Linked DNA regions of Mus musculus: region 1 is linked to region 2. Evidence: chromatin contacts called from ENCODE Hi-C or POLR2A ChIA-PET data. All regions are on one chromosome and are shown on one strand. The core of a region is the stretch at or near the end of the contact, and the rest is flanking DNA. Distances in the headings are between cores, read along the strand shown.

What was found. Hi-C counts contacts between places; a loop is a spot of excess contacts on that map. ChIA-PET counts read pairs that join two places held with the same protein, here RNA polymerase II (POLR2A).
Region 1: a map of left cerebral cortex shows a loop between it and region 2 (2.3-fold over the local background). The contact joins the enhancer-like site here to the promoter of Dleu2 in region 2. A Hi-C loop is called at or near these places in 1 of 37 maps with a recorded cell type or tissue (left cerebral cortex). POLR2A ChIA-PET finds 5 or more read pairs at or near these places in 1 of 5 experiments (Patski).

The regions. Positions count from the first base shown.
Region 1 is chr14:62,223,321-62,229,519 of GRCm38, forward strand. No RefSeq gene overlaps it. Among named protein-coding and RNA genes, the nearest start is that of Gm35419, 55 kb to the left of the region's middle. Within about 2 kb of position 3,562, at least 1 of the 3 ENCODE cell types and tissues checked has a DNase peak (open chromatin) inside an H3K27ac peak, as active enhancers do; it is left cerebral cortex, where a contact is called at or near this core.
Region 2 is chr14:61,680,322-61,686,791 of GRCm38, forward strand. Dleu2 (deleted in lymphocytic leukemia, 2) reads right to left here and starts at 2,052. Exons shown (of 7, transcript NR_028264.1): 1 at 1,789-2,052. Gm35196 (a long non-coding RNA gene) reads right to left here. Exons shown (of 4, transcript XR_003951167.1): 4 at 6,465-6,470.

The DNA.
Region 1 (6,199 bases), core at 2,312-4,811, 540 kb after region 2:
CCTGAGGTCAAATACCTTTTGCAGGTAGGAGTTCCTGGGAAGGAGACCCTAATTGGCTAAGCCCTTCAAGCCTTTAGGTACCTCATTAAAATGGAGATCTGTCTTGAGGCTACATGATCTGTAGTCATGTCCTCTACCTGTGAAGGGGTTTGGGGCGTTGCCCTACAGGACTGATGGCCACAGACCCAAGGTGTGAAGAGCTGCTGCCTCACCTCCTGTCAGGAGCCTAGTGTCTGGGAGCATGGCAAATGCCTTCAGTTCCTTGCAGGAACACCTGCTGGGTTTCCGGGGTTTAAACCTAGCTCAACCAGAAAACAGGCTGCCTTTCACGGTCCCACACACCCCAACAGTGAAGGGGTGTAGCCCCAGAAATGATATTCTTAAAGACCTTTAACCCCCAGAGCCTTCCTTTCTCTGACTTTTACCTTTTTACAAACCAGCTACAATGTGGCACTATTCTTTATCACAGGTGTCCGTGGATAAATCTGCTCTTCCTGATACAAAATGTAAACTTTAAACATTTCGTAATTATCATATTCAATACCATCAAGGCAGAATTATGAACGCAGCAGGATGTGTGGACACATGTATACACATGTGTAAATACATGCCTTTTCTTAGTGTAACTTTACTTTTTCCTGGAAGAAATAAATTCTGGCATATCTAATTTCTGTTACATTATCCCCTTTTCAATGAATTCTTCTGCTTTCACACCGGCTTCCAGGACCTTCTATTAGAATTTGGAAGGAAGCTAAAAAAACAGCAGCTACAGTGCAAGAATGGATGTGTATTGGCTCTCAGTAGAGGCAGCATTCTTTATCTGAAAAAGATGGGCTTCCTAGGTGCAGCAAGCCAGAGCAAAGAAAGAATGTTTAGTGACTTCAATACCTATTGTCCAAATGGTAGGGACTTCATGTCACACTTGGGGGCTTTTTTACTCCTTCGTGTAACACATACTTTCTCTGTATGTGCTCTGTTGCATGGAGTCCCACCCACAACTTAATGCATGGCATATCTCGTTAGCATCTTAAAATCCTACCCTGGAGTGTGTACTTTAGCCCTTTTATATAATATTTTTATTAATCTTTTGAGTATTTTATATATGAACACAATGTATGTTGATTGTATTTCCACCCCACTTCTCCCACTAGCTCCTCCAGAGCCACCCTGCCCTCTCTCGACTTCATGCACTCTTTGATTTTTGTGTGTGTGTGTGTGTTGCCCATGTACTCATGGGTATAGAGTCATCCATTGGAGTTTGGGCAACACACCAGGGGCCGCACACTTAAAGAAAACTGGCTCCTCGTCCTTCTGAAGCTATCAACTAGAGTTAGGGTTCATGGGCTTGATTGGCCTGAGTTGATGTAGGTCTAGTGCAGATGACCACAGCTGCTCTGACTCATGGGAGGAGAAGTCCTGTCACATCCAGAAGGCACTGTTTCACACAGATAGGTTCTCCTGGACTTCTGGCTCTTTCACTTTTTCCACAGCATCTTCCACAGTGAGCCTTGGGATAGAGGCAGGGATGCGCATGTCATATTTGTGGCTGAGCACTACACAGACACGGGTTCTCTGTATTTGACTAGTTATGAGTCTACCTTAAAGACCATCTGCTGCAACAACTTCCCCATGGGATCTGAAGCAGCATTGCTCCTTGGGTAGAGTGATACATGCTCAGAATGTAGACAATAGCTTGATTCTAAGTCTAGTTAGTAAAAGAACAGTAATAGCCTCACTCCTAGAGCCTATGGACTCCCTAGCTACCAGTTATTGACCAAATTTATAGTACCAAGTACGCATTTCCTCATGAACTGGTTAGTTACCCCCATAGCATTCATTCCACTATTACACCCATGGGCATACTATTGTAGTTCACAGATTTTGCGGTTGGATAACACTACTAATGAATATTCTCCCTCATAAAGTGCCTAACGGTACTAGGAACACTAATCAGCATTGGGAATTCTTGGTCAGTCAGTGCCAACTTGATTTCTCCATGCCCTGTGACTGATGTGAATAATGTCTTTAGCAACGATGTGTCACGGTCAAGTTCTGGTGGGCAACTGAGAGCATGATACCCTGAATTGTTTGGGTTTCTCTGGGAGCCCCAGAGGTATAATCTCCACCCCTCTCCATTTAAATTTCTCTCCCCACCATTCCCCTCTTTCTTTCTGTCATCACCTGTGTACTATTAGTCCTCTCTCAATAGTTTTCTTCCTCCTCCTCACTAAAAGCCCCTTGATATTTTCCTGGGTTCTACAGATACTCCAAATTAAACACACATCTAGAGATTCAATACTGGGACCTCCACATGAGTGACAATGTACAGTGTTCTCCTGGTTCTGGACGGCCTCACTTAGAATAAATAAGTCAGCTGTTCTCATGTGAACTCTCAAGTCAGAGTTTAGGTGAGCTGTGGAACATGTTTTCAGGTTGGATTGTAAAGAAAAGGATAGGTGTGTGTGTGTGTGTGTGCGTGAGCATGTGCCATATACCATGTAAAAGTGTCAAGTATGTCAATTAAATTCTCAACCTCACAAATCTTTTAAAGAAAGCTCACTCTCTCTCTCTCTCTCTCTCCCTCTCTCTCTCTCTCTCTGTGTGTGTGTGTGTGTATGTGTGTGTATGTGTGTGTATGTGGGTGTGTATGTGTGTGTATGTGTGTGTGTGTGTGTGTTTGTGCACTTATGAACATGTGCTTTTGAACAGATGACACAAATGCATGAAGTCAGAGTGCTTTAGAATCACAGAACTCTGGAGAGTACAGTATTTGGTTTTGTCTAGTTTAGTCAGGTTCTCACTATCCAGATCTTGCTGACCTGCAACTCACTATGTAGACCAGGCTGGCCATGAACTCATAGAGATCTGCTTGCCTCTGCCTCCCAAATGCTGAGATTAAAATGCAGGACACTGTGGGTGGCTTAGATTGAGATATTTTACAGATGATCTCTCTCACTCACCGAAAATTTTGGCTAGAGAAACACAGGAGTGTCACAGCCCAGGTGAAGTATGTAGTTCATGCTAGAAGGTCCTAGAATGGAGATTGTTTTAGCTGGAGAGATGAATCAGCTGTCAGAGGATCTGAGAGAGCCACATGCAACTCCAGTTCCCAGGAGTCTGATGGTCTTCTCTTGCCTCCAAAGCTACTTGCATGCCTGTGGCACACATAAACACACAAAAAAATAACATACACAGATATATCCAATAATATACACAAATACATGCACAGAAGATAAAAAGTACATCTTTTGAAAAAGAATGCACTGTTTTGTGGCTTCTCTCCACGCCCCATCTGATGACTTGGCTCTTTTGTTCTTACAAAGTCACCAGAATAGGTCGCCCTCTGCTGAGCTGAGTCTGCTAGGGAAGGTTCTGCATTCACGGGCACACTCAGCTCCAGTTGGAAAGATCAGAGCTGTAAACTTTGACTTCGGCAGTTGAATGAGACATTGTTTGATGGAACTGTGTGGGCAGGGAGTCTAACAAATAACCAGTTGCCAACTCTGAAGCAAGCATGCTCTCTTTATCGCCCGATGTAGTTCTTGACGTAATGAGCATGGCTTCCAATTTTCCTTGCAAATGGGTACACTGGTGACCATGGTAACTGGCATGCTCAAAAGATGTCCTGTGAAGGCCTTTGAAAGGCTACCGACATTTATATTAGGCGGGCATAACCATGCCAACGAGTGCGTAAGAAACACCCAACTAGACAGTGCTCCTCAGAACCGAGCAGTTTCGAAATAGCATTTGTGATTCTCGTTAAGTAGAAATGAATATGACTCCATTAGAGAGGAGAGAGGCAGAGTATTTTATGTACAGCTGTGTCTTGAGGCAACATAGAGAGTACTCAAACAACAACTGCCCGTGACTGTAAAGTCTGCCTTTCACTTCTTATGCTCATTTCATCCCTGTCCCCTCCTCCCTCTCTTTCTTTCTTTTGTGTAGGTTTTTCAGAACTTAGTCTCCGGTTCCAAAGCTGGCCAGCACAGTGGTCTTGCCTGTTCCTTCACATGCCACTGGGTAGCCCTTTTATATTTAAAGCATCCTTGGTTTGTTGGTATGCTACAGCTACACTTGTGCAAAGCAGATTCTTTCTCTCCGTTCATGAGGAAAGGCAGAAGGCTAGCGGATTAATACTACCAGGGAGGAAATTAAACTCTTAAGACTCGGTGTCTACATATAATGAGATTCTAAATGTTAAAAAGCAGGAGGGATGAGTTGTGGGGTTTTCATGTGGCTGAAGAGAAGAGGATCTATTATTAGATTCGGGGTGTCTCTTGGGACAGTCTTTCTTCGGGTCCCCACCTTTTTTGAAAGGTGGTTTGTTTCTTTTTTGAAAGGATAAAAAAGGGATCTGGAGAAGGGAGCTGGTGAGTCTTTCTGATGAGAGACATGGGGAATTGAAGAACAGAATGATATGGCTAATTTTTTTGAGCCATTAGTCAGCATTTTGAGCTCATATCTTCCTGAGTCTGTTTCAGCTCTTTAACAGGTCAACCTACACATTTGTCTTTTTGAGAATTTTACACATGAGTACTGTAGTGACATAATTTCTGCCACCCCGCACCTCCTCCCATGTTGCCCAACTCCCTCTCAAATTTATAATTTCTTTTTTAATTATTGTCACTGCTCACACATATATGTGCTCAGTTGTGTTTTTATGTAAATACAGCCTGCTGCATTCATTTACTGTTGTTTGTGGATGAGAAAAAAAATCTCATGACGTGTCACCCCTAGATAAAGAGCTAAGGGCTATGGATGGCTGTGTGCATTTCTTTCCTTTTTATTTTTAAGATTTGTTTTTATTTTATGTGCATAAATACCAGCATTTATTTATGTATATATATACCATGTCTGTGCCTGGTGCCCAGAGAGGCCAAAAAACAGTTTTAGGTTCCCTAGAACTGGGGTAATAGTAGGTTGTGGACCACCATTTGGGTTTGGGGAAAGGACCTCATGACCTCTGCAAGACTAGTAAGTGTTCTGACCACTGAATGCTCTCTCCAGCCCCCATATCTCCCTCCTACTCCTCTTCTCTTTCTCCTCTTCCTCCTCCTCTTTATTCTTATCCTTTTCTTATTCTTCCTCCTCCTGCTCCTCCTGCTCCTCCTGCTCCTCCTGCTCCTCCTGCTCCTCCTCCTCCTCCTCCTCCTCCTCTTCCTCCTCCTCCTCCTCCTCCTCCTCCTCCTCCTCCTCCTCCTCTTCTTCTTCTTCTTCTTCTTCTTCTTCTTCTTCTTCTTCTTCTTCTTCTTCTTCTTCTTCTTCTTCTTCTTCTTCTTCTTCTTTTGAAATTAGGTCTTCCTATGTAGCCCTGGCTGGCCAGGAACTCAATATGCAGAACAGGTTGGCCTCAAACCCACAGAGATCTACTTGCCTCTGACTCCTGAGTATTGGGATTAAAAGTGTGTGCCACCATGCCTGTTTTCATGTCTTAAAGGAAACACAAACACGGGGAGCAGAAGCATCAATTGGGTTTCTGTTCCCAGGCCCAGGCACATGCACATGAGCATAGAATCCATAAAGTCGGTTACCTCCCTGGTCACAGTGCTTCTCGGTGCCTCCCCTAAGCTAGAGTTTGTGGCAGATGAGTGACCTGGGCCTCTGCAGCACTGCTCTTTCATTTCAGCTTCATGGTGTTTGAGGACTTTCCTACCTGTCACATCCTACACACTTGACTCCCCTTCGGCCAGCTGTTTCTTGTGGTGTGTTTTGACTATCCTTGAAACTGCCAGAAACTTCTACTTGGCTCTGAAAAAAGACATACTTTTCCACCAGGACCCTGGCTTCTCAAGACTGCCCCCAGAAAGGAAGCTAGACTGGTCTGGATTTTTCATCCTCTCCCTTTCAGTTCCAGGAGTCATTAACTATCCCCAGAGAGCTCTCTGAATAGGCCAAGGACCTGAATTGGTCAGAAATGTGTTCTTTCCTCCTGATCACACATGATATACTAGATTATCCCAGCGGATGGCTGTGTGGCTGGTATCAGCACAGAGTGGAGTGCCAGTCTTTTCTAGACTTGTGAGGAGGCCTTGAACAAATCCTTTGACTTCTCAGGATACCAGCCTACCATTTGCCAACGAAGAGTCAGTCATTATGGTACGAAGCTGTAATCTCATCACGAGGGAGGATGAAGCAGGGAGGGGTTGCAAGTTTGAAGTCAGCCTGAATTACATACATAATAAAATAAAAATAAAGTCTT
Region 2 (6,470 bases), core at 802-3,301:
TTCTCATAGCATATGCCTCTTGGATTTCTAAAGTGGAGGCTGAAGGAATGTGGGAATGTGAAAATTAAAATCATAACACCCCAACAAGCAATAACGTACTAGTGGCACATTTACACACTAGGGAAGAAAAGCACACGTTTTTGTTGTACTTTCTTGGAAGAAATTGGGTGATAAACATAAAATTCCCACCAGACCAGACTTTTGACACTAGATAAATATCACACATCCCTTCCTGTTACAGAATATAGTGCAGGGACTTTGCCAGCATTTAGTTTCCCCTTTTATCATTCTAATATGGGCATTCTATGTTGCAGGTGTCTAGGAGAGTCAGTAACCTACACCGAAAAGCCAGTTAATGGTCATGACAGTCCCCAAATTCTCCATTTACTCCGGGAAATGTTCCACTTTCACTGTTCTAAGTCTTCTCCTTACAACACAGATTCTAAGAACCAAGTATTTTTCTTTCCTAAGACTTTAAATTGTTGCTTCTTAGTAGAGATCTTTGCTATAATAGGGCGGACCGATCCTATCGAAGCGTATTTCCCCGCTCTTAACTCATCTACCTATAAATAGCGCCGCTCACCGAGCTGAGTCACCAAAACCCAGAGTTTACTCAAAATAGCTCTTAAGGACTGCTGGAATTGAGTCGCTCCAGTGGTGACAGATTGACCACACACCCATCAAGCTGGGCCACGGACCAGAGCCATAGAACTGGCTCCTAACCACCAGGCGCCCAGAGGGCTAGTCAGGCGAGTAAGACCCTAGTCGCTGGGATCTCGAAGTCTGGACTCAGGAACCAGCTAGTGGCCAGACTCCGCCTTGACGGAACAGAGTCCTCCCCGCCCTTTTGGAGCTGGGAGCCGCGGGGGGCCCGGCACCCGGCACCGCCCTCGCCCACTGCTCACACAATGGGGCGCGTCGAGGGGCGGCCCGGCTTGAGCTTCAGACCTAGCCCTCATTGCCTAACTCCCGGTTGTTGCCAAAGCACCTGATGACCTCAGACTATTGCCCACCCTCAGGAGGGTGCAGAAGCTTGGGAGCAGCAGCCCTGGGGGGGGTGGGGGGGGGGAGAAAACGGAAGTGCCACCCCCTGCAGGCAGGGTGGTGACGTCACCCTACCGCCAGCCTGTAGCGGGGGTGGTTGCCCATCACGTGATCCACGCCCCTCAGAATCCCGCGCGCGCGCTCCCTCCCCCCCCTTTTCAACTAGACTCCCACCTCTCCCGCCTCCTCTCCCCAACTTTCGCCCTCCCTGCTCCCTCACCGCTGTCAACAGCGCCAGCTCCGCCCTCCCCAACGGCGAAGCAGCGGGCTCCTGAGTTCAGGTCCTTGCTCCCTGAGCGCAGGGTGCCCCCCTCCCACCCTGTCCCCAAATTTAGGCGCTCAGGGTGCGTGGGCCTCGGGGGTGCAGTGGCGGCGGCGACAATTCTCCACTCATTCCTCCCACCGTGGACCAGGCGGACTCTGCAGGTCTGCGTTCAAAGGGGACCGAGAGACGCGCACGGCCTCCGGGGAGCCCCCTCCTCTCACCCTGCGGCCCGCCTGCTCTGCCAGCTCCGTCTCCCGTGGGGGCCACGCGCAGATCTCCTCCTGGAGCCCCTCACTCTCTTCGCTCCGTGCACGCCGGGGTTACAGCTTTGCTTTTTTTTTTTTTTTTTCCTTCTGTCGCTGCTGCTCCTCGTTCTATTTCCTTACCGCCCCCCGCCCCCGCCCCGGTTCCCTTCTAAAAGTGGAGGCTGGAGGAGGGAGAAAAGCAGCCTAGAGTCGAAAGGGGCGGTGCGCACTGACCTGTCAGCGACGGAGGAAGACCCCCGGTCTGGGCGAGCTCTCCAGCCAGTGGGGGCACTGGAGCGCAGGGCTCGAGCGGAGCGGCGGCTGCGCTCGACCAGGTGTCCCCTAGGCCGGTCTGCGCCGCCCCCTCCCTCGGCGCCGCGCTCTCCGCCCCAACATCGGGGACCAGGGAACCCCCCAGCTCGATTTTTTGTGCAGTTTCAGCAAAGCTCCGAGGAAGTTGGTCCTTTTGTTCCACTATTTATAGATTGCGTCAACATTGCGAAAAGAAGAAGGCGGAGCGGTGGCCCCTCCCCCGCCCCTCGGCCCGCTCCCAGGAGAGAAAAGCCCCAGCACACGACCTAAGTACACAGCGCGCCAGCCGCCCGCCCCCGGGCCTCCTGCTCGCCACTTCCCCCTCCCCCCGCCCGGGCCCGAGCGCTGCCAACCCCGTCACGTGCCCTCTCGGGAAAACCAGCTCCCCGGGGCTGTGCGCCGCCCGCCTGGTTCCGTGGCAGCGGCCTCCGCCCTGCGGCGCTCCCCTGCTCCTGGCTGGGGTCGCCGGCCCGGGTGGTGTGCACGACCTGGGGACCCGCACTCTGACCACTCGACGGGGGGTGGGGGGGGGGAATTTCTCCCGGACCCGAGCCTTGCGCGCGGAGTGGCCCCGAGCGTGCCGTTCGCTCGCTCGCTCGGGCGTCTCTACCTCCCTCCGTCTCTGGGAGCGCCACCGCCCTACTTGCAGAGAGCGCGCGCGTTTGGGCCTCGCTTTGGAGCCCACGGCCTGGACAAGTCCCTGTGCCCCCTACGTGCGGCGGCTCCCGCAGGCGTCCGCTTGCTAGGCCTCGCTCCCCCGGCCAACGGGCGTGAGGGGTGCGGGGGTGGCTCGCAGCAGCTCCCAGGCAAAAGCGCTGGGCGCGGGAAGCGCGGGGCGGACGCTCTGGATCCGCAGGTGCAGCTAGCTTCACGCTAGCTTCCTTCTCGCTTTCCCAGCTGCTTAAAGCCCCAGGCATTTGCGCATCCGACTCCTTGACAAGGGAACGCGGTTCTTGAGGACTTACTCTTTGGTTACAGGAGTGATTGGGGCAAACCATTACAAGTTGCCTTTAAACCCCGAGGACGAAGTGATAGGCCCCTCCAAACCCCGAAGTGAAACTGAGCGCCCTGCTGGCCTAAAGCCTAGGCGGAGGGCTCAGTGTAAACAAAAAGTGCGATAAACACCAAAGGAAGGCCTTACAATTAAGGCAAACTAAGTGGTTAGTCTAAGCGTGATTAACTTCTGTAGCTTCTAGTCCCTTTCCTAAGTAATTGATTTCAGAACGCAGTTTTACTTTTCAGGATCAGAACATAATAAGTTAGCTACCAGATCACTGATTCAGGAAAACAGGCTGAGCTCGGATGAGAACAGGAAACGCATCGGACTTTCCCAGCAACTGGAGAGGGGTAAACAGTCTAGAAGAACTCCCCCCATCCCACTCCCCCGCCCCAAGTTCGGACCACCACCACGCCTCAGCACGGGCACCTACCTACTGTGAGGGGCTTGGAAGTTAGGTATAAGGGTGGGTCCAAACCTGGTAGAGCTTTTCCAAGAGTCAGATGGGGGAGGAAATAGATTTGCCTAGAGTTGAGAAACCTTTCCAGATTTAGGCCCGCTTGCTTTCGCTCTCTCTATTTCTATTTCTTTTCTTTCTTTCTTTCTTTTTTTTAAAGGAGAAACTTTAGATTCTAAAGCTTAGAACGTGCCTTCCAAGTTTGCTATGTGTGTGCTTGCTAAAAGAAGGAAGTGAGACAATATAAAGTGAACTTTTGCAGCACTCGCTTCCTTTCTAAAGTTTGGAGCTGCAGGCCTGATAGGCTTTGGTCGCCCACACCTGGCGGTGTGCAGAGCCTAGGGCGGGACCTCAATCTTCCCCATCCTCTGCAATTTATCCAAAGGCCCTAGCTACTCACCTCCCGGTCCTTGTACCCTTCATTACTCAGCATTTGGAAAACAAACCTCTTATGAATGCAAATTCGTTTCTTTGACACTTTGGTTGCAGCAATAGCTACAAATCACGTTTCTTTGCATTTAGTAAACAAGTCAGGGCCTCCTGGTCCTTCCCACTCTTGCAAGGGTCAGAGTTTGTCAAGGCATGGTCATGGTTGCCTTACCCCGTCCTCCGACTAAGGCTCAGCGGCACAGCTATTTTGTTAAGACACCGGCTTTCCGCCCCCACTTTGTTCTTTCACGGTCTTCCTAGCCGCGGAGAGGAGGGAAGGGAATCAAAACGAAACCACTTCAGGCGCATCAGTCACAGCCACTTCCCTAAGGGCAGCGGTGGCAGACCTAAGTGTAGGGTCGCAAACATTGGCCGAGATGGGGGTGGGGGTGGGGGGAGCTGTTCCCGAAGGAAGCCCAGGAGTTGCCAGGATCTGTCCTAGGTTGCGAAGGGTCCCCCTCCCCCCAAACTCCCATCTCCGGAAAAGTGCATATGGATAGTACATCAATCTTGCATGGAGAGTTTGGTCTGGGTCTCGAAGTTGAAGACTGAGACCCTGCAGAAGTAAAGGAGTGTGACACGAACGAGTTTGGCTTCTAGTGGCAGATGTCTTAGCAGGGTCTCAGGCAGGAACGCAGGCGAGGGTGCGCAAAGGCCTCTTGGGACTCGAGGCCCACGGAATTCTTGCCCGGCTGAAACTGGATAAGCATCCCGCCCACACGCAAATAACCAAAGTTCTATACAATTTAAAAGACTTCACGAAACTAGTGGTATCCCTCTTCCCTCATAGGAGTCATTGCAGTGACAAAGGCGGCCTCCGGCAGGTTTCAAAGAGACGGGTGGGCCGACTTTAGCAGTTCAGGGAAGGCATCTTACGAGGTGAAGGTAACCAAACACAACTGGGGCGCTCAGGAATGGCAGCTGGTGTCAATCTAGTCAGCTAAAACGTGTCCTCGCTTCCCCTTCTTCCCCCACAGAGAAACAACACTGACTTGAAACAGCTTCCACCCTCACCCCACCCCCATACTTTCTTTACCACACACTTTATTCTGTTTAGTAACACCTTTGTTGCAGCAGTATCTGTAGGTCTGGGCAAGTGTGAGAAAGACCTGCAGGGTCTCGGGGAGTTGAAAGTGGAAACCGTTTGCTGGAGTGCTCGCCCTGCTCACCCACACCTGACTAAGGACTTAGCAGACAGCCATTACCCTTCCAGCTGCTCAGAGGCGCTTTGCTTTTGCACTGAGGTCATTCGCTCTGTAAAACCCAAGACTAGGAGTCCTGTATGTATTTGCATTGTTCAGACTCAGCTTCGCCAATAATTTAACCACAGGACTCAAAAAAAAAAAAAATGGCCTTGCCTTTCATAAGTTCTCTTGGTCGAAACCTGGAAAGGCAGATATTTCTACCCCCGGAACCCTCTTGGTAAACATCAGAAAGCCCTAACTGAAAGGGAAGGCCCACTTTATCCTCTTTCCCCTCTATATGAGTGAGGCAAGCTACCTAGGAAATAGACCCTGACGCTCTCTTTTTAGCTTTCCCCCATTTCTTAAAAAAATAAAATTACCCAGCACAAAAGCTAGTTTTGACTCAAGAGATTATAAAAGGTCTGCGTTTACCAAGTTCGACCTTTGGTCTTATTATATGGCTAGTTTTCTCACTCTTGCAAATGACGTGTTTTCGTGATCGGGTTCCATGGGGTGTTGCTGTTAAAGTGGGCGTCTGTGATTGTGAAGTTGGTCTTGCCCTCCATTCTTTCTAAACAAAAAGCACGCGCTTAAAAAAAAATCCACACTCTACGTTCTTTAGTTTAAAAAAAATCCATGCATTCATAACTAATGTTTTGCCTGAGCTAAAGTTAAGACTTAAATGCTCAAACTGCCATCCTTTGCGCTCGCCACTGAAACCCGAGTCAGACACCTTGGTGTGGAGTCCAGTTTGGAAATAAATCCACGCCTTTCGAGGTGAAATGGGAGCATGGCCCAAGCGATGCATCTGGCTTTAGATTTTATGAGGAATATGGTCTGGAAAAGGGAGCGCCTGTTTTAGCCGGCTGCGTGCCCTGGTAGAGTCCTCCTGGAATTCCTCCTGCAAACAGCGCGTCTGGCCTCGACCCACAGGGCCTCAGGCGACCTCTGGGCGCCGAGCTTTTGAGTTAACCCTCCAGCATCGAGCTCTCCCCGGCCTCAGCTGAGGTCGCTAAGCTGCGGCTGACTTCAACCAAAAGGAGAAAGTTTAAGGTTGTAGATCAGATGTCCTGAAGTTGGAGAAAGGGACAAGAGACTGCCTTCGCGGTTAGTTACTAAAAACCTCGGACACCTCGTGCTGGCTGCGAGGCGAAGAAAACTCCCTTGGGGGAAACACTAGTGTACCCAAGACTGTGCCAAACACTCCACAAGTCCCCAGGTAGCGTTCCACCCCCGCCCACCACCGGGTTCTTTCACAATCCAGCGGGTTTCTGGCGAGGGTTCGGCGTGGGTTAGGGGCTGCAAAGAGGTACAGGAGCCGAACCTCCTCCGTTTTCCGCCCACTCAGTCCAGGAAACCTTGAAGCGGGGAAAAAAAAAAAAAAAAAAGGCGCGACGCGGTGGGGTGTGGGGACGCTGACACAGTTCACAAGATGTCCGGGTAGGGTCCTGGGGGTCGGGGCGGGTGCGTTCAGCAGGGAGCAAGCGGAGGCTGCAGGTCAGAGTGTCTGCTACGGGGGGGGGGGGGGGGGGAGGGG